Linked DNA regions of Homo sapiens: region 2 is linked to region 1. Evidence: chromatin loops called from intact Hi-C (ENCODE). Cell type or tissue: heart left ventricle. All regions are shown on one strand. Each heading gives the region's core, and the rest is flanking DNA. Links, peaks and the distances in the headings are about the cores only.

What was found. Peaks named below come from ENCODE experiments on the same cell type or tissue, not always from the same donor. Only the 100,000 strongest peaks of a DNase experiment are listed, where the experiment ranks them.
Region 2: it touches region 1 in a loop (2.0-fold over the local background); 5 of 110 quality-filtered maps call a loop at or near these places.

The regions. Positions count from the first base shown.
Region 1 is chr2:112,138,333-112,154,539 of GRCh38, forward strand. FBLN7 (fibulin 7) reads left to right here and starts at 53. Exons shown (of 8, transcript NM_153214.3): 1 at 53-398. The coding sequence starts at 324. RefSeq lists an enhancer at 1,870-2,583. In heart left ventricle, for the core only: no CTCF peak of the experiment used is centred there; a DNase peak (open chromatin) is centred at 9,290; H3K27ac peaks cover 2,835 bases.
Region 2 is chr2:112,237,334-112,253,540 of GRCh38, forward strand. It overlaps ZC3H8 (zinc finger CCCH-type containing 8), which reads right to left. Exons shown (of 9, transcript NM_032494.3): 2 at 12,858-12,939; 3 at 982-1,195. It also overlaps a transcript of FBLN7 not described here. Among named protein-coding and RNA genes, the nearest start is that of ZC3H8, 9.6 kb to the right of the region's middle. In heart left ventricle, for the core only: no CTCF peak of the experiment used is centred there; no DNase peak of the experiment used is centred there.

The DNA.
Region 1 (16,207 bases), core at 4,922-12,921:
TTGGGCGCGCTCCCGGGCGCATTCCCGGCCGGGCAGCCCCTCCTCCCTCGTCCTTAGCCCAGGGGCCGGCGCCTCCCCGCCTCGCGCGGACTGTCTCGTGCGGGCAGCTGCGGGCGCACCTGGACCCTCGCAAGGCCCGGGCGGCGCCGATCCCCGCGGGACGCGCTGCGCTCGGGGCCTCCCGCCTCCCCCCCTGCCCCAGCCGCCCCCCGGCCGCGCGGCGCCCCGCACCCTGCAGGGACGGCTGCCGCATCGCTGGGACAAACTCGGCAGCGGAGGCAAAGTTATTTCCCCTCCCAGGCAGCGGGATTCCGACTGGCAAGATGGTGCCCAGCTCTCCGCGCGCGCTCTTCCTTCTGCTCCTGATCCTCGCCTGCCCCGAGCCGCGGGCTTCCCAGGTCAGTGTCCCTCCCGCCTCTCTCCAGGCCAGTGTCCCTCCCGCCTCTCTCCAGGCCAGTGTCCCTCCCGCCTCTCTCCAGGCCAGCGTCCCTCCCGCCTCTCTCCCCTGTCCCTCCCGCCTCTCTCCCCTGTCCCTCCCGCCTCTCTCCAGGTCAGTGTCCCTCCCGCCTCTGTCCCCTGTCCCGCGCGCCTCTCTCCACGCCAGTGTCCCTCCCGCCTCTCTCCAGGCCAGCGTCCCTCCCGCCTCTCTCCAGGCCAGCGTCCCTCCCGCCTCTCTCCAGGTCAGCGTCCCTCCCGCCTCTCTCCAGGCCAGCGTCCCTCCCGCCTCTCTCCAGGTCAGCGTCCCTCCCGCCTCTCTCCAGGCCAGTGTCCCTCCCGCCTCTCTCCAGGCCAGCCAGTGTCCCTCCCGCCTCTCTCCACGCCAGTGTCCCTCCCGCCTCTCTCCAGGCCAGTGTCCCTCCCGCCTCTCTCCAGGCCAGTGTCCTTCACGCCTCTCTCCAGGTCAGTGTCCCTCCCGCCTCTCTCCAGGCCAGCGTCCCTCCCGCCTCTCTCCAGGTCAGCGTCCCTCCCGCCTCTCTCCAGGCCAGCGTCCCTCCCGCCTCTCTCCACGCCAGTGTCCCTCCCGCCTCTCTCCAGGTCAGTGTCCCTCCCGCCTCTCTCCAGGCCAGTGTCCCTCCCGCCTCTCTCCAGGCCAGTGTCCCTCACGCCTCTCTCCAGGTCAGTGTCCCTCCCGCCTCTCTCCAGGCTAGTGTCCCTCCCGCCTCTCTCCAGGCCAGCGTCCCTCCCGCCTCTCTCCAGGTCAGCGTCCCTCCCGCCTCTCTCCAGGCCAGCGTCCCTCCCGCCTCTCTCCACGCCAGTGTCCCTCCCGCCTCTCTCCAGGCTAGTGTCCCTCCCGCCTCTCTCCAGGCCAGCGTCCCTCCCGCCTCTCTCCAGGTCAGCGTCCCTCCCGCCTCTCTCCAGGCCAGCGTCCCTCCCGCCTCTCTCCACGCCAGTGTCCCTCCCGCCTCTCTCCAGGTCAGTGTCCCTCCCGCCTCTCTCCACGCCAGTGTCCCTCCCGCCTCTCTCCAGGCCAGTGTCCCTCCCGCCTCTCTCCAGGCCAGTGTCCCTCCCGCCTCTCTCCACGCCAGTGTCCCTCCCGCCTCTCTCCAGGCCAGTGTCCCTCCCGCCTCTCTCCCCTGTCCCGCGCGCCTCTCTCCATGCCAGTGTCCCTCCCGCCTCTCTCCACGCCAGTGTCCCTCCCGCCTCTCTCCAGGCCAGCGTCCCTCCCGCCTCTCTCCAGGTCAGCGTCCCTCCCGCCTCTCTCCAGGCCAGCGTCCCTCCCGCCTCTCTCCACGCCAGCGTCCCTCCCGCCTCTCTCCACGCCAGCGTCCCTCCCGCCTCTCTCCACGCCAGTGTCCCTCCCGCCTCTCTCCACGCCAGTGTCCCTCCCGCCTCTCTCCAGGCCAGCGTCCCTCCCGCCTCTCTCCAGGCCAGTGTCCCTCCCGCCTCTCTCCCCTGTCCCGCGCGCCTCTCTCCACGCCAGTGTCCCTCCCGCCTCTCTCCAGGTCAGTGTCCCTCCCGCCTCTCTCCAGGTCAGTGTCCCTCCTGCCTCTCTCCAGGCCAGCATCCCTCCTTCCTCTCTCCCCTGTCCCGCGCGCAGGGGAGGCAGCACCAAGGCTGGGGGACCCGGGCTTGCCACTTTCCACTCGGATGCCTGGGTTGAGAGCTCGGAGCGATGCCTGGGCTGGGGTTCAGTTTTCAGAGAGAGGTGCAGGGTCCCCCACCTGTCACCTCAGATGCATCGCTGGCCGGGCCCCTGGGAGGACCCGGGCTGGGCTGCGAAAGCGTCGGTCCATTGTGGGCGAGGACTCCACGTGAGCACCGCCGGGAGGAAGAAGATTTCTCAGGGAGCTATGAGACATTGGTCTTTCCTGGGTCTCCATGAGAGCTCCAGGTCACCTAATTAGCTTAGAGAACGTCCCCGCCCTCCAAACTCCGACATTTAAATTTCCAACCGAAGTATCAGAACACTCACGGGACTTTCTCAGCAGTTTGTGGCATTTCCCAGGCAGAGGTGGCCCGGGAGGTTTCCGAAGCGGTCCCTTCCCGAGCCGGCGAGGCCCTGGATGTGCGACTACATTTTCTTAAACACATATACAGGCGGCTTGCTGTTTAATTTTTCTGTTCTTGCCGTTGGCATTTGTTCGAATCTCACCGGATTTATTTGTTTAATACTTGACCAGATTCGCTTTTATGTTAACCATTAGCAACTGATTTTTAAAATTAAGGCGAGAACTTGAATTGCCGAGTCCGGGACCCACATCCAGCAGAGTAGCCCTGGCAAGCCAGGGTGAGGGGCCCGGCCATGGACTGCCGACCCCGCTACCTGCACAATACCAACAGCGGTGGGCAGCGGAGAGCCTGCACACGGAGTGCCTGGTGCGCCTCAGGCTCCCTGCAGGGCATCTTCCAGTCACTTCATTCCCGGAGCTACCCTGTGAAGTGGGGACTGTTACCCCCATTTTGCAGATGATGAAAGTGAGGCCCAGGGAGGATGAGATGTATTCAAGGTCACACAACCAGAAATGAGCGGAATAAACCCAGTCTCTCTTGTTGGGCTCCAAGATTTCTTCCTTGCCTGCAGACACTTGCCCATACTCCCTGGCCAGAGACTGACTTCCTGGGCCAGGCAGGCATGCCCATGGCCACCTAGAGGCCCCTACGGTGCAGGAAGGGATTCCAGGCAGGCAGAATTTGGCTCAGACGAGACGTGGTGATGTTAGTGCAGAAGGTAGTGAGGGGGCACCACAGGGAGATACTCAGTGACCAGGCAGCAGAGGCCCAGTTTGGGGCCACGCTAAACCCACCCAACAGAGCAATGGGGTCTCCTATCAACTTTGCAGGTTACAGAACAAAGTAAAACCCCACCTCAGACCTTGAGCCCAATGCCAGAAGCATAGGTGGGTACATCCCTAAGGCGGCTCCCCAGCCTAGGCTCCAAGGAGGCAGCGTGGACAGGATGTGTGATGAGATGCGTGAGAACCAGGCCCTGCCATTGTGTGACTTTTGCTGCTCGGGGAATGAGGTAAACACCTGTCTCCTGAGGTTACCTAGAAACCAGGTGAGACCGAAGCACTTGTCATATGTTTGCAGCTGCTGCAGAGGCAAAGTGAGCTCACCCAGACTCTGTACCCGGAACTTCTGGGTCCAATCCCTGTCCCGCCACATCCAGTCTTTCTCAAGTTTCTTATCCTCTAAACCTTACTGTCTTGAGCTGCAAAACACCTGTCTTAGGTGCTTTGTGAGGGGAAAGGGAACAAAAGAGATTGCCCATAGATGGTCATTTAAAAATTCTAGTGAGACTCTCTTTCACCCACAGTCCTATGTGGCCAGGGGTCTCCCCTTCTCCACCCTCAACCCTGTCCGGGCAAGCGTAAAGGGTGAATTGTAAAGGAGGCCCCAGGGCCTGGTGCATGCTGGAACAAGCATTACCTGACTCCTTCCACGTTTTGGGTCTCTGCTCAAATAAGTAATCCTCTGCAGAGGCCTTCCAGAACTCTCTCTACTCTAAACAAGTCCTCTCTCTGCCCCTGTATTTCCTGTTTGGGTCCCCTGAAGGGCTCTGGCGTAGTACCGATCATCATTTGTAATGATATATTTTGGTAGGTTTCAAGTTTATTGTCTGTATTCCCACTATAGGGCTCCAGGGGCAGGGACCCACCTGGCCTTAAAGCAGTGTGAGCCCTGGGACTCCTGAACCCACCAGTAAGAGCCATTGGTTGGTGGAGACTCAGCAAGTTTGGAGAATGAGCTGTGCCCACAGGATCATATCTTGCCATGGAGGAGATGAGATGGGTCAGGTGGGAGGCACTGAGGACAGGCTTCCTCGACCAAGGCCCATTGACACAGCAACTCCAAGGAGCTCTAGATGGAGACTGCGGTGCTCCTCATGGGGGTGGGCCACAACCCTGTCTGGGGTTCCCGTTTGCTGGCAAATGTGCTTGCTTTGCGTTTTAGGAGACAGCGCAAGAGTAATATCATGAGCGTATGTGTGTGTTTGTGTGTGTGTGTGTCAATAGATGTATGTGTCTCTGTGTGTGGTTGTGTGTACACACCTTTTTTGCATTGGTACCTGTGGTTGTGTGTGCATCTGTCTGCGTGAGTGATTGTATGTGTGATGGTAAGTGTATGTGTGTGTGCATATCTGTGCTGTGTGTGTGATTGGGTATGCACATGTCTTTGTGTGTTGGTGATTGTGTCTCTGTGATTGTGTATGTGTTACAGGGGAGGGGAGGCTGTGTGCTGCAGGGTCCAGAGCAGTGGTCCTGCGGGGATGGAGTCTCATCTCTCTCCTGCTCTCCTCTGTGGCTATCCACTGTGTCCCTCTTGTCAGCGCATCTGTCCCAAGTCACTTTGCAGGTTTTTGTCACTGGCTGATGAAGAGCAGGTGGTCATGGGGAAGGAAGGGAGGCTGAGAAGTATGGGGTGTGCAGAGAGCAGGAGCCCTTTCTGGACACTGTGCCCACCCTGTGGCCTTCCCACTGGAAGAGAAACACCTCATTGGGGAGATCAGAACAAATATCTAACCATCATCTCGCACTTCACCTTCAGCCCACAGTGGCTCTGGGCGGGCAGGGGATGCGGGCTCCCGGCCACCTCCTCGCCTGTGTGGGGAGCTGCTATGGTGTTTAAGCAGGCTTCCCTCCCTGACCCTCTCCCTGTGATCAGATGTCACAGGTCTCCAAATTCCACCATGAGAGGTTCATTCTTTTAGTTGCCTCCTCCCATTTGATACATTGCTTTTTATAATTAAATAAAAATAAATGTTGTTCATGTATAATTTCATGATTTTAACCATGGAACTATATTCTATGTGTGGCAACCACCACCACAATCAGGGTACAGAACAGTTCCACCGCCCCCAAAACTACATCATGCTGCTCTTTGAAGTCACACCTACTACCCACCCCAGCCTTGGCAGCCCTTATCTATTCTTTATCGTTACAATTTTGTCTTCTCCATCATGTCATACAATTTTTTATTTTATTTTGTTTTAGAGACAGGGTTTTGCCATGTTGCCTAGGCTGGTCTCGAACTCCTGGGCTCAAGCAATCCTCCCATCTCAGCCTCGTAAAGTGCTGGGATTATAGCTGTGAGTCACTGCACCCGGCCTCCACAATGTCATATAAATGGAAAAGAGTACATGGCCTTTTGGGTTTAGTTTCTTTAATCTCATTTGCTCTGAGAATATGTGTTGGGCAGTGCTTGTGGCTGCAGCATTTACCCCGAGATAACTTTGTCACAAAATATCTTTTATTATTTTCACATTGCTTAGTATATCAACTTTGGAAATAACAGACATCATTCTATTTATAGCATTCTGTTCTTAGTAGTGGTATTTCCATTTACAAAATATAGTAATTCTTGATCGCTGAAAATGTCAAATCCTAGAAATATAGCTCTCCTACGCGTGATATTAACATCGCTCTGGAACAGTTGTTGGCCGAAGATTCAATTGATGCATCCGATTTTTCCCAAATAGACGATTTTAATGATTCAGACAATTCTGATGTTAGTTCTGCTTTGAAATAACTACAAGAACAGTTTTTATATTTTATTTTCACATTGAAAATCATTCAGATTTGCTTCAGCTTCAAAAAGCATGTTTCTGTAAAATTAAATGAGCACTGGCAGCAAGCTGCACTTTTTTGATTCTAAATAAGAAAATTAACTTCGTATAATGCATCTAAGAATCACCCAAGCTACAGGTTCCTTTTTGTTTTTGCTTTTGTTTTTGTTTTTGTTTTCTTTTCTTTTTTTTTTTTTTTTTTTGAGACGGAGTCTTGCTCTGTCACTCAGGCTGGAGTGCAGTGGCGTGATCTTGGCTCACTGCCACCTCCGCCTCCCGGGTTCAAGCGATTCTCCTGCCTCAGCCTTCCGTGAGTAGCTGGGATTACAGGCTCCCGCCACCACGCCCAGCTAATTTTTGTATTTTTAGTAGAGACGGGGTTTCACCTTGTTAGCCAGGATGGTCTCTATCTCTTGACCTTGTGATCCACCCGCCTCGGCCTCCCAAAGTGTTGGGATTACAGGCGTGAGCCACCGTGCCTGGCCTCTACTGTTTATCGGTTCACCCACTGAACAACAACCACCGTGGTGTCATTCCAGTTTTGGGCAATTGTGAATACAGCTGGTATAAGCATTCAAAATATGCTTTTCATGTGAATGTATTTTCATTTCTTATGGGCAAATACCTGGGAGTGGGATTGTTGGGTCATATGGTAAATGTGTGTTTAACTTCGTAAGAAACTGCCCAACTATATTCTGTATTAGTTTTACCGCTTTACATTTATGAAAGACCTCACTACACTGCATCCTTACCAGAACTTAGAGTTCTCGGGTTGATTTGTTTTTCTCCAAGTCATTCTAGTAAGCATGCAGTGGTATCTCATTGCGGTTTTAATTTCCATTTCCCTAATGACTAATGACATTGGACATCTCTTCATGTGATTATTTGCCAAATAGTCTATTGGGCAAAACGTCTGTTCGAGCCTTCTGCCCATTTAAAAAATTGATTGTTTGTTTCTTTTTCTTTCTTTTTATTTTTTTGAGATGGGGTCTTTCTATGTTGCCCAGGCCAGCCATGGAATTACTGGGCTCGAGTGACCCTCCTGCCTCAGCCTCTGGAGTATTTGGGATTACAGGCAAATCCTGATTGTTTTTAATAAATTTTGAGCGCTCTTTATATATTCTAAATACAAAGCCTTTTTTGGATATGTGAGTTATAAATATTTTCTCTCAGTTTGTAGCTTAACAATGACTTTTGCAGATCAAAATTTTAAATTTTAATGAACTTTAGTTTATCAATTTTTTATTTTAATGGATTGTGTTTTGGGTGTCAAGTCTAAGCACTCTTGGCCTAACCTCAGGTCATGAAAATTTTCTTCTAAAATTTTTATAGTTTTACATTTTTATTATGACCCATGTTGAGTTACTTTTTAAAAATGAGGTGTGAGATTCATCTTGAGGGCCAATTTTTCATGTGGATATCCAATTGTTCCAATACCATTTGTTGTTGAAAGACTGCTGATTCACACACTTGCCTTAGCAACTTTGTCAAAAATCGTTCATCATACATGTATGGAGAAATTTCTGCCAATAACACACTTATCTTGATTACCGTAGCTTTACAGTAAGTGTTAAAATTGAGTAAAGTGGGTCCTCCAACTTTATTATTCCTTTTCAAAATCCCTTTGGCTATTCTAGTTTCTTTGCCTTTTCATTAACATTTCAGAATCAGTTGTCTATGCCTATAAGAAATTCTACTGGGCCGGGCACTGTGGCTCACGCCTGTAATCCCAGCACTTTGGGAGGGCAAGGTGGGCAGACCACCTGAGGTCAGGAGTCCGAGACCAGCCTGGCAAACATGGTGAAACCCCGTCTGTACTAAAAATGCATAATTAACCAGGCGTGGTGGCACATGCCTGTAATCCCAGCTACTCAGGAGGCTGAGGCAGGAGAATTGCTTGAACCCGGGAGGCAGAGATTGCAGTGAGCCACAAGCTGAGATCACACCATGGCACTCCAGCCTGGGCAACAAGAGCAAAACTCTGTCTCAAAAACAACAACAGCAACCAGAAACTACTGGAATTTGTATTGGGATTGCATTAAATCTATAGATCAATTAGAGGAGAATTGGCATCTTAAATGTACTGAGTCTTCCAATCTGTGAACACAAAATGTCTTTCTACTTATTTAGATATTCTTTGGTTTCTTTCATCAGTATATATATATTTTTAGTTTTCAACACAAACATGCTGTGTGTTAGACTTATACCTAATTATTTCATTTTTGAAGCTTTTTTTTTTTTTTTTTTAAATTCATTTCCAAGTGGATATCCCTAGTATGGAGAAATCCAATGGGCTTTTCTGCGTTGACCTTGTATCTTGTGACCCTGTGGAACTCGATCATTATTTATAGGGAATTTTAAAAAATACATTTCCAGGGGTTTTTTTACATGGACAATCATGTCATCTATGTATTAGAGCAGTTTTACTTCTTCCTTTTTAATGTATGTGTCATTTATTTATGTATTTAGCCTTATTACATGGACTAAAATTTCAAGTACAGTTTTTAACAGGAGAGCGAACATTCTTGCCTTGTTCTAGAACTTAGGAAGAAAGGATTCGTTTTTTCAACATTGAGTATGGTTCTGGCTGTAGGTTTTTTGTAGGTGTTATTTGTCTGGCTAAGATTTCCTTCTTGTCCTAGTTTGATACAATACTTATTATGAATGGACATTGAATTTTTTCACATGCTTTTTTTCTACTTCACTTGATATGGTCCTGTGTTTTTTCTTTAGTCTGTTAATAAGGTGGATTTTCTGTCTTCTGGAAGAGATGGTGTAGAATTGGTGCCAGTTCCTGAAATGTCTGGTAGAATTTACCAATGAAACCATGTGGGCCTGGAGACTTCTGGAAAGTTTTAACTATGAATTCAATTTCTTAGATACAGAGCTATTTAGGTTGGCAATTTTTCTTCCCTGGGGTGAGTTTTGGTAGTTTGTATCTTTCAAGAAATTGGTCCATAGCACCTCTCTCTTGAGGCACCTACTTCTAAATACTCTGGGGACCACTCCGCATTTCTACACAATTGATCTCCTATAATGACAGATAAGTGCTTTGTTCCATAATCCACTACAGAGCCAAGTAGTCCCCTATGATTAATTTCCTTTCTTGTGTAACTTTTTAATTTTCCTAGAGTTTATTCCCTTTTGCCTCAGTCTGCCGTCTACACAAGCACAATTGTTTCCAGGATCTCCTTCCCAGTCAGTGTTCTGCCAGGGCTGCTTGTCCCTGGAGCCCAGACTCCCCCGGCCTCTCTGCATTTGGCTCCCGCCTTGCTGCTGCCCTCCCTGGGCTCGTGGCCCTGCGGCTACACAGGGGCTTTGGGAGAGAGTCTCTCTGCTATCCTGAGCTGGAGTCTACATTTTCGAGATCACATGTCTTCCTCTTTCTTTGGCTTACTCCCTTATTTTTTTGAACCCATCCTTAGGAAAATGATTTTTAACTCATTATTGCTGGACTTGTCAAATCACTTGCCTACAGTAGATATCACACTTTTTCTACACGGAAACTTTTAAGCAGCCAACAGTAGCATCATGATCCCGGGTCGTAGGTGGGGGGTCTGCTGTGGCCAAAAAGAGTGGTGGCTGAATCCTACAGTTGGGAGCAAGGCCAGAGGAGGAAGTGAGAGGAGGAAAGCTGACCCGCGCTCTCTCCGACTCACTGCCCGCCAGCTCTCCTCCCCACTGACTTCCCAGCGAAAATCAAGACCTCGCGCTGGAGCAGGACTTGAGACTTATTTCTTGGTCTGAGAAAAAAAAAATGAGCTGAAGGGTGGAAAAATGAAAACAAAAGCTTGCTCCTTTCCGGCCTAGTATGGCCTGGGAAGTCAGCCCATCAGTGTCAATTTAGCTGCCGATTCGGATTGATTGCCTGGGACTGCCTAGAGTCCAGGTTGAGATGGCTCCTCAGTCACTCTAGAGCTTGGCATGAAAGGACACCATGATTGACAGGGGTATCTGCCCTCATCCTAGCACCAGGAGTGTTCACTAACCCTGAAGTAGAGATTTTAATACTAATGCATGAAGATGAGCTGAAACAGCAGGGGCTTGTGAATCATTCAGATCTATTGATCTGAGATAAATACCGCTATCTAAAATGAGGTATTTCATAAAACAGATATTTGGTGCCTACAATGGCCCAGGCACTGGGAACAAAACAGACAGTGATCTTGCTTTGATTTTAAGAGAGAAGCTCTGGATCTGAAGTTGGCAGGCCAGGGTAGCAATTTGAGCCAAGCTCAGCTGGTCTGCTGTGCTAGTCAGGGCCAGACTCAGCTCATCTGGACTGGCCTTGCTCGTTTGTCTGTAGTCAGCTGCCAAGCTAGCTGGGGCTGGTTGGTCTAGGGCAGTTCATCTGGTGCATGCAGGCTCTGCTCCGTGAGGCCTCTCATCCTCCAGGAGGCTAGCTGGGGCTTTTCTCATGGTGGTTGTGGTGGTGGTGATGGTGGTTGTAGAGCACCAAGACTGAGCAGAAGCTCACAGACTTCTTGAGACCCAGGCTTGGAACTGGAGCATGACTTCCACTGCATCCTGTTGGCCAAAGCAAGCCACAAGTCCAGCCCAGATATGAAAGGTGGGAAAACAGACTTCCTTTTTGATGAAAAGAGAGCAGAGTCTCCTTGCATATGGCGTTGGCACAGGGAGGAAGACCTGGGGTGATTTTTGCAAATCCTCCATCATAGTGACGCAAAGACTTACTCCCACAGGCACCTGTGTTTAGACAAATGGGTGGAATCAGGGCAGGGTGGTGATGGGGAGGTTCTCCTGGCATCTTCTGCTTTCTCTAGCAGCCTCCACTTCTCCCTGGCACATTCAAGAATGAGATCTACATCCTGTCAAGGGCAGCCCTGATTGCAGAGGAGAATGGAAGTCCCCTTGCTCCCTTGGGGTCATTTCTGGCCCTGGGGGCATTGGGCAGTGAGTGTAAAGGGCCTGATCCACACCATGGCCCGCTGGGAAAGGAGACGTGGCCAGCCAGTTCAGTGGTTTCTTGGGCTAGCCTGGAGTCTTTCAATCAGGAACGGATGTCCTCCCAGGTCTGCTCACCCTGGGGAATCCTATTTGGCACTAGACTTGATTGCAGGCAGATCGAGCCAGATGCCTTTGAAGCTGCTCCCCTTCCCTTTGGGTACCAGCCCTCCCTCCATATGCTGGCTCAGACCTGCCTCTCAGCCAGCGGTGCCAGGATCAGGGTCCATTGTTTGGGCACAGCTGTTGACAAAGGCCTGACTGTGCTGGCCACTCTCCCCTGACCCATAGGGGCAAGGGTTTGTGCAGCCCTGGGGCTCCAGAGAAGACTCCCAGGGTGGGTTGAACTTTCTTTATCCTTTCAAACTCCCTGCCAGGACTTTCCATGCTCTTCAGTAACTGCCTGAAACCTAAAATAAGGACACGACACACATTTTTGTTAAAGAAAAAATAAGCACCCATAATTTGACTGGACCCAAACCCATCCATTTGCACAAGTCTCAAGTACAATTTGTAACTCAAGTAAGTAAAATGTGTATCTCAAGGAAGTAATCATCTCTCCTCCTGTATATAGGAAAATGTGTTCCTCTCTGGACACCAGAATCTCTCAAAGGAGGCAGCCTCGATGGGAAGTGAGACCCAAGGAACTCAGCGTGGGGCTGGGTGCCTAAGTACTAAGATTGAGACATGACAGTTGTTCACATCAAAGACCAGAGGCATGGGGGATATTGGTGGTGACTGGGAGGGAACTGGAAAGTCCCCGAGCCACCCTTGGCCCCGTTCTTGCCATCTGGTTGGCCACTATCTGAGACGTTTCCCCGTCTGCTGGAGATTAGTTCCCTCTGGACCTTAGATGGAAGGGGAGGGGGTTATGAGCTCTGGAGCAGCCCTTTCCCATGCTCACCCCATCTCTGAAGGAGGGGCTGGGGTCAGAGAGCAAGACCAGCAACTGGTTGCATTGTCCAGAAAGCCTCAACTGCCCCTGGGGAGCTGAGAGCATCAGATGACTCCCGGGCTGATTTGAACAAAAACAGAGGACCACTGAGCTCCAAGACAGGGGTCTCTGCTGTACCAGAAGAAAAAAAAAATGCATCCAGAGAAGCATCAGACTGTAGTGTAAAAACATACAAACATGTTAGTATCTCCTGAACGGGTCAGTATCACCTCAGTCCTCCTGCAATTTAGGCCTTTTCTCTGATTGCATGACAAAAAGAATCTAACTAGTAAGATAATGTGCTCATTCCACAACTATGTCCTGAGAGGCTAGCACAGGAAAAATGCTGTTCTGGGAGGCCTGAGGCAGCGTAGCACGTGGTGAAGACTCCCAGGCCTGGCTTGATCTTGGCTCGGATCCTTCCTGGTTGACTGATCTGGGGCAAGTTCCTGCCCCTTGTGAATCAGTTTCTTCCTCTGAACAGTGGAGATAATAGACATTCCCATCTCATGGGGTCATAGTTGAAGAAAATGAATAATATTCAAAGACCAGGTCCATAACAAATGCTAAATACGTGACAGGAGAGAGAAAGATGCAGCTGACACAGTCCCCACTGCCACTTAGCTCACCAAGCAGGAAGAGAAAAACCAGACAAATTAGAAAAGTATCAGAGGGCCAACGATTGCCTAAGCGGGGTGCTGCATTGGAGGGTGGCCACGAGCTACTCCAGGTTAAGCAAGCAGGTAGGGAACTCTCTAAGGAGGGGACTTCTAAGTCGAAGTGGAAAGACAACTCTAGAGGACTCCACTCTAGAGGACCTGGGGGCAGATTCTCCAGGCAGAGGGCCCAGCCGGTGCAAAGGCCCCAAGGTGGGTGTAGCCTGGGGAGGTTCATGGTAAGAGGGCCTGGATTCCACTGGCAGAACGGATTCCGCTGGATTCCGTGGGCAAACGGGAAGGGAAGGGTCAAATGATGGCGGTGTGCCTGAGTACATTGTCAGGGTCCGGGGTCTTGGAGTCTTTATTCTTGGAATAACTAACATGAATGGTGATGATGGCTAAATAAAAAGTGGGGTGTGTTTTCTGATTTTCCTACTCTCTCTAGGGGAAAATCCCAAGTGTTTCTGAGTGGGTTGGCAGTGGTGCAACAGAAATTATCCTCTCCTGTACCACGGCAGTCCTGTCACATCTCCCCTCCCTGCATCCTCACTTGCTTTCGTAAAATCTGTATTTCCCAAAGACAGAGGTCAGAGGCCAGGCTGCATCACGCCCCTGCCTACATCCCACAAGTCTCCTCGCCGCTGAGAATAAAGGGAAACTCCTCACCATGGAGCTGACAGAATGTATTAGTTTTTCATTGCTGCCTTCTTTGATTCCTTTTTATCTACTAAACTTTCTCTCCCTTCTATATTCATATTGTGTTAAATCCCAAAAGGAAATAGACAAAATGTGCTGCCATTTTTGCTGGTAGGAGGCTCTCAGGTTGTGAGATGTGAGGAGAAGGCTCATATACCCGGCTTGTGTACCTAGGAGGGGATTGCAGCTGCTGGATGCCATGTGTGTGGACCCCAAGCTCCTTGCTTGGCTTGGGCATTGGGGACCTCAGAGACTTGCTGAAGATAATACCGAGGCTGTGAAAGGCACAACCCAATCCACAGGTGCAGATGGCCTCTGGACAAAGGTTAGCTGGGCAGCAAGCAGGTGAAATGGGGAAAGTGAGTTTGGTGGTAAGATGAGCAAGAGATTGTCTTTGGCTCATACTGACGCCATTCCTTCACTCCTCATTCACTCGTTCACTCGTTTGTTCATTCAAATGGGCATCTAGTGTACTTTCAAGGGGATGCTGTGAAGTGAGAGGATGAATGAGGCAGGACTCACGAAGGTTCTCTGTGCACCCCTCTCTAAGGTGAGTCCGGCCATCTTGTCACACCAGCGGCTGGAGAAGGCACACTGGGTTTTAAATCCTGGATAGGCCACCGTGGCTCAGAGACCTATGCGGCTTCCGCCCCTGCCAAGTGGGTGTTGTAATGGTGCCACGTCCTGCGCTGTCATGGGTTCCTGTGTGAAGTGTGGCCGCAGTGCCGGCTCTGGGCACCCGCTGTTTTTGTCATCGCTCCTGTGGCTGTTTTAAAAACCAGACTGGAATTGCGCATGGAGTGTAAATGTAGAGTTACAGGCAGCCAGCAGGGTTCAAACTCAAAGTACCCTGAGCATCCTGGGGTGCAGAGCCCCAAAGGGAGGCTCCAGCTGGAGGGCTGGGGTGGTTAATTTTATGTGTCAATTTAGTTAAGACATGGTTTCCAGATATTTGCTCAAACACCAGTCCAGATGTTGCTGAGAAGCGATTGTTTAGATACGACTAGCATTTAAATCAGCAGCCTTTGAGAAAAGCCGATTCGCCTCCTAGTGTGGGTGGCCCTCATGCAAAAGACTGAGGTCCCCTGAGGAGGGAGTTGGGCCTCCACACTGCCTTCTGCCTTTGACCTTGAGCTGCAGCATCACCTGCAACTGGCCCTGGGTCTCCAGCCTGCTCCTGCCCTGCGGAGGTTGGACTTGCCAGCCCCCATAACTGCTCGACAGTTCCTTAAAATTCCTTAAAATTGGACTTGCCAGCCCCCACAACTGCGTGACAATCCCTTAAAATCTCTCTTTCTCTCTCCATATATTAATAAGTATGTTATATATTACAATATTACATATGTATACGTATGCATGTGTGTGTATATATAATATATATCTCTTTCTTATTGCTTCTGTTTCTGTAGAGAGTTCTGACTAATCCAAAGGCCTCAGGCAACTCCCCAAGTGAAATTCTCTCACTTCCTCCAGAAGCACCCACTTTCTCTCCTCATATATGTGGGTGCTGAGCAGAGGTCTCTGGCATGAAGAGTAGTCGAGGATTTATAACCCGCCTCTGGCTCAGTTGAAAAATAAAAATAAGTTCTGTAGAGAGCACATTCACGAATTCGACATGACTCAGACGCTGAAGACTCCGAGCCTTGGCCAGCAGGCTCACATTTGGTAAGTTGCTCGGTCCTTTCAGAGACCTAAGGCATCAAAACATCTGTGTTCCCATTAACAAAATGCTGACGTGACGCATAGCTGTGGCTTGGGAGAAACCAGCGTGGGAGACGGCCCCTCCAAGTCTAGGGGTCATCCGTGGCCATCGGAGGTCTTGGAGCTCTATTGTCACCAAAGAGGCTCTCAAAAGGTGTCACTGTACCAAGACTGTCACTGTGAGGAAGACCATCGAGCCAGGTTACAGGAGAACAGAAGCCCCAGGGACCAGTCCCCATGTTTCCGTACATACTCCTGAAGCTTCTCTGTACCCTCTGTTGCCTTCAGAGCAGGTTCGGAGTGAGCCCAAACAGCATGGGGGCCTGGATGGGATGAGAGGGGTCAGGCCTGCTGGCAGGGGACCGGGTGAGCCGGGGGACACACACCCATCTTTGGCTGTGTCCACCCTTGGACCAGGAGGTAGGGTCTGGGGGTACGAAATGTCTCTGGAGGCCCAGCCATCCTGCAAGTGGTAGTTGGTTCTCAGAGGAAGGGAGCCTGGTGATCTCTGAGGAATCTTCCGTGGACCCGCCGGAGTAAACACTGTGCGAGAAGGGGCTGGAGGGGAGATGGACAAGAATTCCCGGAGAAGGGCAGGGGTGGATGGAGCGTTCCATGGGCCTTCTTGCTTCCAAGAGCCTTAAAACCAGCTCCTCCCCTCGCCCAGCTCTCAGCACTGGTCTGCGTCTTCCAGAACCATCCATGCCACCTCTACTCCAGCTTGGAAAAACCTGGATGGGGTGACATCTGTTGTTCCTTCTCTAACTGGTTCTCTGCAAACATTGCCATTGGTGTCAAGTTAGATGAAGTACTCACCCCTTTAAAGAGTTTCATAACAGAAACGGTAAACCTTGATATTTTTCTACTCAAAGATGGAAGGTTTCACTGCATGTCTCCTCTTAGTTCCATTTCAAAGAAGTTATTAATTCAAAGAAATGGAAACTATTCGTCATTATTTATTGTCAATGACATAAGTTGGGCCACGACTGGTTTTGAAGGGATGAAAATTTATACCATTTGAGGGGATCTCTCTAAGAAAAAGATTTAAAACGGGGCGCCTCAAGAGCCCTGGAAGAGGCCTGGGAAAGTGAGGACCCAGACATGGCAGCTTCCTCAGCTTCGAGGGGACGGCCTCTGGAACACGCTCTGTCCTTCCTGGTGTGCAGGGGCCTCCCCTTGCTGCCCTGTCTGGATCTGACCTTCACCCACTCCCACCTTGGAGAGTGGGAGGTCAGCTTCGAGGGC
Region 2 (16,207 bases), core at 3,198-11,197, 97 kb after region 1:
TAGGAACTGCAACAGTAAAACTTTAAGTGTTTACAATGACCTCATAAATTACTGTCAGATTTTTCACTGAAAACATTTTAAATAGATCAAGTTTTTATTTATTTATCTATCCGTGCACGCATTTATCCATCTATCCTGCAATGGCATAATCATAGTCTACTGGAGCCTCGAACTCCTGGGCTCAAGCAATACAGATCCATTTTAAGTAAAGAAAACAACAAAAAAATGACAGCATTAAAATTTTAATTTTTTTTTTTTTTTGAGACAGAGTCTCGCTCTGTTGTCCAGGTTGGAGTGCACTGTGTGATCTCGGCTCACTGCAACCTCTGCCTCCTAGGCTCAAGTGATTCTCGTGCCTCAGCCTCCAGGGTAGCTGGGATTACAGGCATGTGCCACCATACCCTGATACTTTTTTTTATTTTTAGGTTTCACCATGTTGGCCAGGCTGGTCTCGAACTCCTGACCTCAAGTGATCCACCAGCCTCGGCCTTCCAAAGTGCTGGGATTACAGGCGTGAGCCACCATGCCTGGCCAAAAATTTCATTTATAATTGCCATTTGCCCTCATATTTATGGCTAAATCTCATTTTAGTAATCTAGAAGAATATATTTCTGAGTTACAGTCTGACATACAACCATTCCAGTCAATCCTCTTTAAATGACAGCAATACAAGCAGGCATATCCTATCCTTCACACATGCAGAGGCCAGGGCTTTAGCATTCTCCCTTTAGAAATAGTCAGGGCCTTTGATAACCCACCTCCATCCTCCAGCTCCCTCTACAAACTAAGCATTTAATGCACCAAGTGGCCAGGTCTCAGATGGGGTCTCTGGCCATGCAAGCTCATGTCTGGTATAAATATTCATGAAAACCATAGTCTTATCATAAGATAAAGTGCAAAGAAAAATCCTCTGTCCGTATATGGACAACTGTGACTGCTTCTCTAGATAAACTTTAAATGATAAAATAGTTTGACTCTTACCCTGTGGGGTATCTTTTACTCCTTCTTTCTTTGTAGATTCTTCAGGTTGAGCAGCATTTGCCATTTCTCTGGCTTGTATGTACTGTTGAAGCTCTTTGGCAAAATTATCTTCTGATTCCTGACTGCAGATATCATTATCACTATATACATCATAGTCCTTACTTCTTGATTTTCTATGCAGCGAACTTTTTGGTGATATTGCAGAGTGTCTAAACTAAGTAAAAATTAAAACTTCAATTTTAAAAACCTAGCATGATTCAAAACAATCTGGCTATACAGAAGAAACAAGATTGGCTATAAACTGGTCATTGTTGAAGGTGGGTAATAGGTACATGGGATTCATATACTATTCTCTCCACTCATATATTTGAAAATTTCCAGAATTAAAAAAAAGAAAAAATTTCCAGAATTAAAAACAAACTAACAAACCACTATGACATATCTATCCTTAAAGATGATTTGAGGGAAAATTCTAAATTTGTACATTGTGTGCCTTTGACTGAATTAAAAGTCTAAACCCCTAAATCTTAATTATTTGATATGAGAGGATTACAGTATTACAGTTCACACATTACATTTCTGCCTTTGCATTGACAGTACTTTTAAATGTCTTCAATAATTTATCATTTTGTAAAACACCCCAAGTAAACTGTAATGGTCCATATGAAAACCCACTTACACTTAAGATACATCTAAGCTACCAAAGTCTAGTCTTTCTCCTATAACTCACAGAAGTGGTAGCAGCAATGATGACAAGGAATAAAGAACTACCCTATTCTCTGTAATCAAGTTAACTTTACTTGCAGAAAGAGTTTCCTAACTCTGTTGTTGCACGTGCCCAAGGCAAGGGTGAAGAACCCAGGCATGGGAGCTAATCCTAGAGGAGCCCAGGCTGATGACAGCAATGACTTAAAGCAATTTCTGCATAAAAATTTTCAGGTATTGGTTACATGTGTTTCTACACTTGGTGACACAGGTATATTAAACTGTATCATTATAATTAGTATGTATGACACATTTTAATCAGAAAGTTTATTTTTAAAAAATGACCAAGTATCAAAGGGCTCCTATTCTGATGTCACGAAGAAATGGCATGCCTATCATTACAGTGGATAATGATTTTGTTTCAAAGCATACTTTGGGGCCTGGTCTCTTATTTGCTTTCACATGATAACTAAGAAGCAAACTCAAAACAAACAGACAAAAAACAAAACAGAAGAATCGCTATTATAAAATATATTAGGTGGCCCAATTTAACAGTTTACTTTTTTTTTTTTTTTTTTTTTTTTTGATGGATTCTCACTCTATTGCCCAGGCTGGAGTGCAGTGGCACGATCTTGGCTCACTGCAACCTCTGCCTCCCAGGCTCAAGCGATTCCCTTGCCTCAGCCTCCCGAGTAGCTGGGACTACAGGCATGCACCACCATGCTCAGCTAATTTTTGTATTTTTGATAGAGACAGGGTTTCACCCTATTGGCCAGGCTGGTCCTGAACTGCTGACCTCAAGTGATCCGCCTGCCTCGGCCTCCCAAAGTGCTAGGATTACAGCCATGAGCCACCATGCCCGGCAACAGTTTACTTCTGATGGTTAACTTCAAAGTTAGGAGTTGTTCCACCAGAGGATTGATTATAAGCCTAGAAAATGAACTTGCTCCCTGCTTAAAGAATCCAAACAAGCTGAGGAAGTTTCTTGATCTGACAATGGCCTCAATTATACCTTATCTTCCCTACACCAGACAAGACTATCAACCAATTATCTTCAGGCCACCAAACTTCTTGTCTCTAGGTCTTCAAGAAAGAGTGCCTTTTCCCCATTAACACCATAGAATAAACTTGTAAATGTAACTTCTGGACTGATAGATCAGGGGTTGGCAAATTTTCAGCTTCACCACCTGTTTCTGTAAATACAGTTTTACTGTAACACCAATTACATCCATTCATTTACATATTGTCTTAGTTGTGACAGAGACAACATGGCCTACAAAGGTGAAAAGATTCACTAACTGATCCTTTATGAAAAGGTTGGCCGACTCCTGTGATAGATTATGTTTACCTTGGTTTTGGCCTTTAATTTTATTTAGTAGGCATGGGGGAACCAAAAAGATTATTCAGTATGCAGCAGCTCCTATGAAGTTTAGCTTAATCAAATACATAGAGGTGAGATTTTCTTCAGTGCATCTGAATCAAAATATTAAAATGATCCAAATGAGTGATTAAGTTCCCTCTGTCTGCACAAAACACATAGGCCTACAGTATTGAAGCAGACTCCTTTTACGACAAGTAATAATACGTTGGACTTACATTAAATGAAGACATGAAACAATCTGGCAACATTAATAAAGCCAGGACAATCATCAATTTTGCTGTTTTATTATACAGTAGGGATAAATATTACTAATGATTCTTTTCAGAGGGCATTGAAATATATAAAATACAAATAATTGAATACTTTTCTTCACTTAGCTAGCTATAAACTCATTGCTTCAGTTTGTTGTTTTTTGTATAATTTAAAAAGCATACGAACATGATTACATCCCCTTTCTCCTTTTGTAAGAGTCTAAATAACTTTTTTTATTCAAGATGGTTTACTGAACTAGTATGGCCTCCAGAAACCTCCAAAATTAAAGTACAGGTAACAGTGTGTGTGTGTGTGTGTGTGTGTGTGTGTGTGCGCGTGTGTATGTGTGTTGTGTTTTGTGTGTGTGTGTGTGTGTGTATGGGAGGCATGAAGTGCATTCATCAGGAATTAAGAGTCAAATTTCTGATAGACAAAAAGGAAGTTATGCTCTAAAGGGTGGGCTTAGGTACAGTGTGAGAAATGGGGCTATAAATGAGAATGAATTAAAATTCTACAAAAAACAGACAAAGCTGTTACAACAAATTCTCTCTGCCCTCTCCCTCTCCAGAACACAACCACCCAGGTACTTTCCCTAGGAAAAAAAGAGAAGGCTGTTATCCAAAGAAATGGAATAGAATGTCTGGTAAAAGCTAAGATGTGGGTACTACGACCACCCACATGGAGGTACTAAATCTTCCATGGGCTGGCATTTGGGAGCAACCCCTACTAGAAAAATACTCCATCCTACTCACCATAAAGCAGGGGTTCTCACCCTGCTGTCCAGAGACCCCCCCCTCAAGGGCCTATGGATTGAATTCAGAAAATTCAGTGAACTTGAATTCAGAAAATTCAGTGAACTTGAATGAGAAGAAAACCACATATTATTTTCATCAACCTCCAAATTGACATTTGGTATTTGAACAAAGGAAGTATGTTCAAATATGTTATTCCGTTTTGAACATAGGAAACAAAATATAGCAGTATCAGCAGTGCCTGTGACTGTCACTAACACAAATCACAGATATTTTCATGTATCACATTATAGTTGTTGCAGATCTCAAAATACCTTTTATGTTCATGACCACTGCAAAATTAGAATCAGACTAACTGCTCTGCTAGGTCTTAATATTCAGTGTATTAATAAAGAACATATTACTCTATAGCATTTGTTTTTAATATTTTGATAAACTGTATTTCAATCAAATCAATTTCCTTTGTAATCAAACATTTTATTTTATACACTTAAAAAACTTGAAAAGGGGTCCATAGGCTTCACCAGACTGCTAAAGGGGGTGCATGGCACAAAGTGGACTGAGAATTGTTACACTGCTGGAAAACCTCCTATCCACACAGCCTACTCACTCACCACCCAGTCAGGCTTCCTATTTAGAGAAAAGGCCTTTAGAGACACAGACTTACCAACACATCAGCAGAGGACATCTATTAACTCTCTGGGCCTTTCTTAAATGAATGGACAACAAAGGAATACAAAAGCATGTGACAAAAATCTAGAGCTGGAGTCAGTGAACTACAACCCAAGGGCAAAATCCGCTCTGCCACCTGTGTTTGTAAGCACCCACAAGCTAAGAATGAACTTTACATATTTTTTCATGGTTGAAACAAAAGAAATCAAAAGAATATTTCATGACACTTGAAAACTATATAAAATTTAAATTTCAGAGTCCATAAATACAATTTTATTGGAACATAGGCATACTCATTCATTTATATATTATATGGCCTGCTTCTTTGCTACAACAGCAGAGCTGAGTAGCTGCAAGAGACCTTCATGGCATTCTCATCACTTCGTAGAGATGCTCAGTTATAAATTGACAACATTTTGAGTGCTTCATTGAGTACCTCATGCTATTTAATTTTTTTTCCAGAGCATACTTACCACATCAAAACACAAAAAGCAAACTTCAAATGTCAAGTATTTAAAGGCGCAGTGAATTGTGGATTATTATACTGTCAAGTCAGACGGCAAATCACTGTGGTTATTATGTAACAATACTACAGTAGTGCTAAAAGAAAACAATGTATGTTGACATTACAGTATTAAGCATTCACCACAATATTCCCAACTCACAAGAGAGTAACAGAAAAATTAGAAAATTTTACTCCAGCTCTCTTCTGATTAAAATTATTCTTTTTTAAAATTAGACAATTTAAAATAAATGATCACATCCACAGATCTTTCCAAAAATAAAACAAAAACAAGACTATAATCAAAGTAAGTTTCATTTGTAGCCAAAGAAAGCTTATAATGAGTTAATTAAATCATGATTGATTACAGCAAAGAAATCTGTCCAGAGAAAATAAAGTTCTTAAGACAAGTGGCCTTTTGGCAAGAACAGCTGCTCAAAGATATGAGGAAACTGGAGCTTCATCAGACAATTTAAAACCAGGTAAATACTTTCCAGTGGTTTTCCTTGGCTTTTAATGAGTTCACAGGTGTTACTGACACTGCTTGGTATCACTGTGCTGTTCAAAGTTAAAATAGGAACAAGATCTCCATACCTACATTAATTTGCAGCAGATATATTTTGCACACTCAAACAGTTCCAGAAGTGTTTTTTCAGACTTTAAGTGCTTCAAAATCCATTTAACTATGCAACTGAGGAGCTTCCGCCTAACCTTTGATTGGCAGTGACTCATCTGCAATGTAGTAACATGCTAAAAGACAAATCTAAGAGAAGAATCGAACAAAGTTCCATAAATGTCTTCCAGGCAATGTATATGCTCAATTAAGATCATATTCTGGTGAACTGATATCAGTATTGGGCAATATCCATCTGTAGCGAAAAGACATTTTCAGAGATGAAATAAAGTCTTATTATATATCAGCTTAACAGATGAATCTTTGCAATCAATTTTGATAAGGAACAGTAACTTTGAACCCCAATTAAGCAAATAATTACCTCACAAAGAAGAATCCCATTCTTCTCATTAGAATCGTATTAAAAAACAATTATTATTATGTACTGAAGTCTATCAGTCAAAGGCTGTGTTGTGGAAACTTGTTTTCTCTCCTTCATTATATAAATACGTACATAACATCCTCAATTTTGCTTCTTGCCTTAAAAACCTAAAATATTTATTGTCTTGTCCTTTATAGAAAATGCTTACTGATCCCTGATCTCCAGAACATAACAAAAAAGCAAGAAAATAACTGAAAAACAGATCCAGAAGAAGCAACTATCATTTGAGAAAAAGAACTCGAAAATTTAAAAATACACAAAGATATTAAAAAATATATTCAAAAACAATGTTAGAAAGCTATCAAAACAAGAATAAGATCTTAGTTAAATTGTAATTTATGAAATAATGATAAATAGAAACAGAGGAAATATCTTGGGATATAAAGAAAAAAGATAAAAAATAAGAGATATGTCTCATATAAAAGGATATGAATAAATAATCTCACCACAATAGCACTAAGCAGAATGAATGAAAAAAGATTCACAATCGCATAGAATTAAGAATGCCAAGAATGAAGAGAAGAGCCTTAAAGCTTCCAGAGAAAACAGGATACTTACAAAGATATTAGAATGAAATTGGTAAATTTCACCTTTGTAACACTGGATAGTAGAAGACAATGGAGCAGTAACCTCAAACTTAATTCTATTTCAGCCAAACTATCAACAATGAGGTAAATTCAAGATATTTTCAGAAATGTTAACAAGAACTCAAAAATCTGTCTTCCATGCATCCCTACATATGGGTGTATGCCAACCAATGAGAAACCAACAGCTAGAAAATGATACTTAAAAAAAATTATTCACAATAGTTTCATTAAACACTTAGCAATAAATATAACAAAAGGTATATAAGATGTGAGATATCTACAAAGAAAGTTATAGGCATACCTTATTTGATGTCCTTCATTTTACTGTGTGTCACAAATAACACATTTCTTTTACAGATTGAAGGTCTGTGGCAACCCTGCATCAAACAAGTCTATTGGCACCATTTTTTGAAAAGCATGTGTTCACTCTGTGTCTCTGTGTCACATTTTGGTAATTCTCGCAATACATCTGTTATAGCGATCTGTGATCAGTGGTCTTTGACGTTACTATTGTAATTTTTGAGGGGGTGCCATGAACCATGCCCACATAAGATGGCGAACTTAATCGATAAATGTTGCATGTGTTCTGACTGCTCCACCAACCAGCCATTCTCCTGTCTCTCTCCCTCCCTCTCCCCTCAGGCTTCCCTATTCCCTGAGACACTAAGATACTGAAATTAGACTAATTAATAACCCTACAATGGCTTCTAAGTGTTCAAGGGAAAGGAAGAATCATATGTCTCTACTGAAATCAAAAGCTAGAAATGATTAAGCTTAGTGAGGAAGGCATGTCAAAAGTCAAGACAAGCTGAAAGCTAGGCCTCGTAAGCCAAATAGCCAACTTGTGAATGCAAAGGGAAGGTTCCTGAAGGAAAGTAAAAGTGCTACTCCAGTGAACACACTAATGATATGAACACAAAACAGCCTTATTGCTGATACAGAGAAATTGTATTGGTCTGGATAGAAGATCAAACCAGTCATAACATTCCCTTAAGCCAAAGCCTAATCCAGGGCAAGGCCCTAACTCTCTTCAATTCTATGAAGGTGGAAAAAGGTGAGGAAGCTGCAGAAGGAAAGTCTGAAGTTAGCAGAGGTTGGTTCTTGAGGTTTATGGATAGACGATGTCTCCATCACATAAAAAGTGCATGACAGGCCAGGCGCGGTGGCTCACGCTTATAATCCCAGCACTTTGGGAGGCCGAGGCGGGCAGATCACTTGAGGCCAGGGGTTCAAGACCAGCCTAGCCAACATAGTGAAACCCCGTCTCTACTAAAAATACAAAAATTAACTGGGTGTGATGGTGCACACCCGTAGTCCCAGCTACTCAGGAGGCTGAAGCAGGAGAATCGCTTGAACCCAGGAGGCAGACGATGCAGTGAGCCAAGGTAATGCCAATGCACTCCAGCCTGGGTGACAGAGCAAGACTCCATCTCAAAAAGCAATGTGCATGATGAAGCAACAAGTGCTGATGTAAAAGCTGCAAATTATCCAGAAGATCTAGCTAAGATCATTGATGAAGGTGGCCACACTAAACAACAGATTTTCAATGTAAATGAAACAGCCTTATGTTGGAAAAAGATGCCACTTGGGACTTTCATAACTAGAGAGAAGTCAATACCTCACTTCAAAGAATACCCTGACTTCACCACTACAATCTATGCATGTAACAAAATTGCACTTGCACCCCGTAAATTTATACAAATAAAATACTTTAAAAGGCTTCAAAAAGATAGGCTAACTCTTGTTAGGAGCTAATGCAGCTGGTGACTTTAAGTTGAAACCAATGCTCATTTACCAGTCTGAAAATTCTAGGGCCCTTAAGAATTATGCTAAATATACTCTGCCTGTGCTCTATATATGGAGCAACAGAGCCCAGATGGCAGTATATCTGTTTACAGCATGGTTTACTGACTATTTTAAGCCCACTGTTGAGACCTACTGCTCAGAAAAAATATCCTTTTCAAAATACTACTGCTCATTGACAATGCACCCAGTCACCCAAGAGCTCTGATGGAGATGAATGTTTTCATGTCCACAAACACAACAACCATTCTGCAGCTTATGGATCACGGAATAATTGACTTTCAAGTCTTATTTAAGAAATAAATACAAAATACACTTTTTAAGGTTATAGTAGCCATAGAAAGTGATTTCTCTGATGGATCTGGGCAGAGTAAATTGAAAACCTAGAAAGGATTCACCATTTTAGCTGACATTAAGAACATTCGTGATTCATGGCAGAAGGTCAAATATCAACAATAACAGGAGTTTGAAAGAAGGTGATTGCAACCCTCAGGGATGACTTTGAGGAGTTCAAGACTTCAGTAGACGAAGTAATTGCAGGTGTGGTGGAAAAGCAAGAGAACTAGAATTAGAAGTGGAGAATGAAGACGTGACTGAATTGCTGCAACTTCATGATCAAACTTGAACAGATGAGGAGCTGCTTCTTACAAGTGAACAATGTGGTTTCTTGAGATGCAATCTATTTCTGGTGAAGATGCTATGAACATTGTTGAAATGACAACAGATTTAGAATATTATATAAACCTAGTTGATAAAGCAGTGGCAGGGGTTGAGAGGATTGACTCCAATTTTGAAATTTTTACTGTGGGTAAAATGCTATCAAACAGCATCACATACTACAGAGAAATATTTTGTAAAAGGAGAAGTCAATTGAGGTGACAAACTTTACTGCTGTCCTATTTTAAGAAATTGCCAGAGCCACCTCAGTGTTTAGCAGTCACCACCCTCAGCAGCTATCAACACTGAGGCAAGACCCTCTGCCATCAAAAAGATGACTCGCTGACTGTTAACATTTTTTAGCAACAAAGAATTTTTAATTAAGATATATACTGTTTTCTAAAATATAATGGTATTGGACACCTAACAGAGTACTGTATAGTATAAATGTAACTTTTATATGCACTGGGAAACCAAAACATTCTTGTGCCTAGCTTTACTGCAATATTTGTTTTATTGTGGTGGTATGAAATCAAACCCTCAAAATCTGAGGTAATGCTCTTTCTTAACTTGCAAAGTGTTTACCTGGGTATTCTCTTTTAAATAAGCTATAGCCAGCCATGGTGGCTCACACCTGTAATCCCAGCAGTTTGGGAGGCTGAGGCGGGCCAATCACTTGAGCTCAGGAGTTCGAGACCAGCCTGGCCAACATGGCAAAAACCCATCTCTACTAAAAATACAAAAATTAGCCAGGCAAGGTGGGTGACAGGCACCTGTATTCCCAACTACTCGGGAGGCTGAGGCAGGAGAATTGCTTGAACCTGGGAGGTGGAGGTTGCAGTGAGCCAAGATTTTGCCACTTTACTGCAGCCTGTGCAACAGAGTGAGACTCTGTCTCAAAAATAAATAAGTTAATTAATTAATTAGCTGTGATATTTATTTGATAATGTATTCACCTTTTACATACTTGTGAGTGAAGAGGCTGCACTGAAGCAAGCCTGGTTGAGAATAACCTAGGAGTCCATCTTCTCACAGTACTGTTTTGCAGAAACTATGTAAGACAGTTGTAGAATGTTGTTTCTGCCTGTCTGCTGTGGAAGGTTATAATATATAATACGAAGTCTGGAGGAGCTAAAAGTGGGCATAAAAGACTGAGGCCTATGTGACTCAAGCAGTATAAAAAACTTGTGGGAAGTTGAAGTTGCAATTTCTTGTCGTCAACCTTGGCTCTCATCTTTGGAAGCCACATAGGCCCCAAAGGGGAAAAGAAGTTGCTTACTTGGGTAGCTGAGAGGCTTCCAAGAAGATGAAGATACTGTACCTGCTTTATCATCTGTCCTGTATTCTTTTATAAAACTAAGGAGGCTGGGCATGGTGGCTCACACCTATAATCCTAGCACTTCGGGAGGCCGAGGCTGGCAGATCACTTGAGCTCTGGAGTTTGAGACCAGCCTGGGCAACATGATGAAACCCTGTCTCTGCTAAAAATACAACAATTAGCCAGGTGTGGTGGCGTGTGCCTGTAGTCCCAGCTACTCGGGAGGCTGAGGTGGGAAAACTGCTCGAACCCAGGAGAAGGAGGTTGCAGTGAGCCAAGATCATGCTACCACACTCCAGCCTGGGCAACAGAGACAGAAAGAAAAGAAAGAAAGAAAGAAAAGAAAGAAAAAGAAAAAGAAAAGGAAAAAAAGAAAGAAAGAAAAAGAAAAAGCAAGCAAGCAAGAAAGCTAAGTAAAAGATACACTATTAAAGTCTATTTCTGTCTTATAAGTCTCAGTGACAATTTAACCCATTCTTCTATAGTGTGTTAAAACTCATTTTTTTTTTGAGATGGAATTTTGCTCTTGTTGCCCAGGCTGGAGTGCAATGGCATGATATCGGCTCACCGCAACCTCTGCCTCCCGGGTTTAAGCGATTCTCCTGCCTCAGCTCCCTGAGTAGCTGGGATTACAGGTGCCTGCCACCATGCTTGGCTAATTTTGTATTTTTAGTAGAGATGGCGTTTCTCCATGTTCAAAAACAGAAAAGAAGGGCAAGATAGGAATATACATTACCTTTGTTATGGGTTGAACTGCACCCTCCCAAAATTCTTATAATGAACTACTAACCCCTAATACCTCAGAATGTGACCTTTTTTGGAAATAGGGTCATTGCAAGTGTAATTAATTAAGATTAGGTCATTAGGGTGGGCCCTAGTCCAGTGACTGATTTCCTTATAAAAAAGGAAAATTCAGCCGGGCACAGTCGCTCAGGCCTGTAATCCCAGCACTTTGGGAGGCCGAGGCGGTCAGATCGCTTGACCCCAGGAGTTCGAGACCAGCCTGGGCAACATGGCGAAACCCCATGTATATTTTTTCTCTACAAAAAACACAAAAATTAGCTGGGCGTGGTGGTGCACACCTGTAATCCCAGCTACTTGGGAGGCTGAGAATTGCTTGAGTCCAGAAGGAGGTTGCAGTGAGCAGAGATTGTGCCACTGCACTCCAACCTGGGTGACAGAGCAAGACTCTGTCTCAAAAAAAGGAAATTCAGACAATTCAGACACAGGCATACAGGGAGAACACCATGTGAATATGAAGGCAGAAATCAGGATGATACTTTTGCAAGCCATCACCAAAGATTGCCAGCATTCCATCAGGAGCTAGGGGAGATGAATGAATAGATTCTTCCCCACAGCCTCAGAAGGAACCAACCCTGCCAACACCTTGTGCTGGGACCTCCAGCCTCCAGAACCTTGAGACAATAAAGTTCTGGGGTTTTTTTTGTTTTTGTTTTTGTTTTGATTCGGAGTCTCGCTTTGTTGCCCAGGCTGGAGTGCAGTGGCGGGATTTTGGCTTACTGCAACCTCCACCTCCTGGGTTCAAGTGATTCTTCTGCCTCAGCCTCCCTAGTAGCTGGGACTACAGGTGCATGCCACCATGCCTGGCTAAATTTTTTTGTATTTTTAGTAGAGATGGGTTTCACCATATTGGCCAGGCTGGTCTCAAACTCCTGACCTCATGATCCATCCACCTCGGCCTCCCAAAGTGCTGGGACTACAGGCGTGAGCCACCGCGCCCAGCCAAGTTCTGTTGTTTAAGCCACCCAGTCTGTGGTACTTTGTTATGGCAGCCCTAATGAACTAATACGGGCTTTAAGCTATAAATCACTAAGGTTGGTTAAGTTAACAAATCATAACCCTCAAAAATGTTAACCCAACTTGAAAGAAGCTTTTGAAACTGTTTACAGTCCATTTCAGAAATAACAAAAATAGAAATAAATGCAATTATTAAACATATGTCATGTTAAATGACAATAAAGTTATTAAATAATAATTTATTTAAAAAGTATAACCAGTTTTCTTTGATATAAGTAACTGGGTCCCAAATGCTGGTAAAATGAGACAAGTAGGATCCTTCATTAATTTCTCATATCCATTTCCATCTGTTTTTTCTTTTTTTGTTGTTCCATGTGAAACTGAGAAAAAAAAATCTGCGTTTTCAACTTAAACAGTGGTCAACTTAATCTTACTTTTTTGGGAATTTGCTCGCACTCCAGTTTAATTTTCTCTTCTTGTGTTTCTTCAACTTCTGTATCTATTTCATCATCGATTCTGTAGCAAAAATATCAAATAACACAAAAGAGTTTTTTCAACCTGAAGTGTTCATACCACAGCGTTACAATTCACTGCTTTGGCTTGTCTTCAACTTACCCTCAAAGAAATTACAAATTCAAATTCTATACCAAATACTCCAGAAAATGTACAAAATTATGATGACCAATAAATGTCCATATATATTTATGAATAGCCTGTAAAATTTTAGATTATAAAGCCTTAATGTTCAAGTATTAGCAGCTATATAAATCATTCATTCATCCATCATTCCATTAATTCAACAACTACTAAGTACCCACCATGTACGAGGCTCCGGGCCTTAGGCCCTGGACTACAACAATGAAAAATACAGACCCTGTCACTGTGTTCTGAGAGCTTTCTATCTCCTTGGGAGAAAAAAATAAAGCTATTTCAATATGGTATGGTAAGTATAGGGGCATATATGGGGAACACAACCCAGACTTGGGGATCAGAGGCATTCAGAGCCTAAATGATACTTATGAGTTAGCCAAAAAAGAGGAAAGAGGAATGTGAGAGAGAAGGGTATTTTAGGCAGAATGCAGAGTGCCTTTTGAGATTAGGAGCGAGACAAACACATTTAAGTGTAAAGATGAAAAAGAAAAACTGTTTTCAGACTTACAGGACTGAGAAGTTGACCATGCATATATATAACAGTCTGAGACAATTACTTGAGGCTATTCCAGCAAAACTAAATATGAACCCAAGAGGGATGGGAAATATAAGAACATGGTGAACAAAGAAGACAATAAAATGTATAGATGTATCTGAATAATGGTTGATACTAGAAATATAGGGAGCTGAAGAAAATATTATCTTAGTAAGTGGTGACTATTGAACACAAGATTGGGAAAAGCTGTGAATTAAAATATGAGTTACACACCAGATAAAGGCAAGGAATTGGGGAATGTGTCCCATCTCAAGAGAACATGTTACAAAGGGAAAGCACTGACAGCACAAGGAGAATGTGAACAGTGGCTCCGTGGCTGTTCTTTCAAAGTTACAGGAGCTCAGGCTTCACAGCTTTGTCCAATTCAACAGTTTACACTGACTCAGAGCTCCAGAGTTACATCCATCAGATGAGGTACTAAGTTGTGAGCCTGCTACAGAAGCCACCATTACAAGAACCAAAAACCCCAATACTTGTGAATCTTTATAGCTATAGTTTCCAGTAATGAATCATCTCATGGAGTAGGAGGCAACCTCTCCTTAGGCAGAGGAATAATGACAATAATGACCTCAATAGCAGTAACAGCATCAGCCAACACTTGAATGATGCTTACTCTGTGCCAGATGCTGCTCCATACACGTAACACTTACCACAAACAACAGTGTTATGACATACATACTAAAAGCCCATTTTACGGATGAGAAAACAATCACAGAAAGGATATGTAACTTGTCACAGAGCTAATACATGGTGGAGCTGAGATCTGAGCCCCAGCAGGCAGGCAAAGCTCCCAAGTATGTGCCCTACAATCACACTGTTATTCAACACTGCCCATTCTAAATAGATGTCTACTTTCACTGTGAAGGTCTACAATACTCAGCACCCATATTAGACCTATGAGCAGGATAGGACAGAGGTGACCACCTCTTCTCTGTAAAACATGTTCTTTACTTAGCTTCAGAGATAGTGGGCTCTTCTAGTTTCTTCTTTCCACAGCTACTACTTCTCAGTCTCCTTTGTTGGTTCCTTATCTTCACAACTTTCAAAGTCAGTTCTCACCTCTTCTCTTCTTTGTCTATATTCTCATCTATATTCTCATTCCAGGCTATCCCTTTCTATATCATCACTATGAATATCATCTGTATGTAGTTGATTTCAATATCCAAGTCTCTAACCCAAACCCCTCTTCTTAAATCCAAACAGAGCTAACTTCCTAGTCAACATAACCACCTGAACATCTACTAGACATATGTAATCTTAAAACATCCAACACTGAACTCTTGCTCTTCTCTCTGAAGCCTAATCCTTCTTGCTATCTAAAACGGCAACACCATCCCTCTCAAGATCCCTACCAAAACCTTAAAGTCAATCTTGATTCCTCTCTCACATCCCCATCCAATCTCTGAGGAAATCCAGTTTATTCTATCTTCAACATACCCACGTTTGACCACTTCTTGCCACTAATACAACAATCCAAGCTGCTCTGGCACCCCTACATTCTACTCTCAACACAACTAGAATGACCCTGCTAAAATATTTCAAATGTCACTCTGCTGAAAAACCCTCCAATGGTCTCTTGTCTCATTCAGAGTAAAAGCCAAAGTCCTTATTTCGGCACCTACCAGTTCCTCCATGATTGGGCTCCCCTAACCCTACCCCAGTACCTCGCAGACTTCCAAGTCCCTCTTACTCCACCCCAGCTGTCCTGGCCACTTTGCTCCCCTAACCCAATCACACCAAGCTCACTCCGTCTGAGGACCTTTATACAGACTCCTCTCCACCCCTCTGGACTATGAAACCCCCTCACCTCCTTCAGGTCCCTACACAGATTTTTAAAACTTACCAATGTTATCAGTGAGGCTTTCCTTATCTACCTTCTTAAAATATCTACACCTCCCAGCCGGGCGCGGTGGCTCACGCCTGTAATCCCAGCACTTTGGGAGGCCAAGGCGGGCAGATCACAAGGTCAGGAGATCGAGACCATCCTGTCTAACATGGTGAAACCCCGTCTCTACTAAAAATACGTCGGGCGTGGTGGCAGGCGCCTGTAGTCCCAGCTACTCGGGAGGCTGAGGCAGGAGAATGGTGTGAACCCGGAAGGCAGAGCTTGCAGTGAGCCGAGATCGCGCCACTGCACCCCAGCCTGGGCGACAGAGCCAGACTCTGCTCAAAAAAATAAAAAAAAAACCCACAAAACTACTCCCTCCCTACCATCCCACCAGTGCTTATTTTCCCCTTACCCTTCATTCATTTTCTCAGGGCATTTAGTACCACCTAAAATATGATATATTTATGTATGTCTCCCCCTTCCCCTAATAATGTAAATTCATTAGTACAGAAATTTTCATCTCTTCTTCATTTACTACTATATCCCCAAGGCCGTAGCAGGTGCTCAATACGATTTTTTGAATGAATGAGAAGTATTCCCATCACAAATTACTCGGAAAAAAAACCAGAAACCATATGAGAAAAGACTGATTCATCTGACTGCATAAAACCAAACCACAACATCCCCATTCCTTTTTACATTGAAAAATAATGCCATAGGCAAAGACAAATGACAATTGGGAGTAAAGT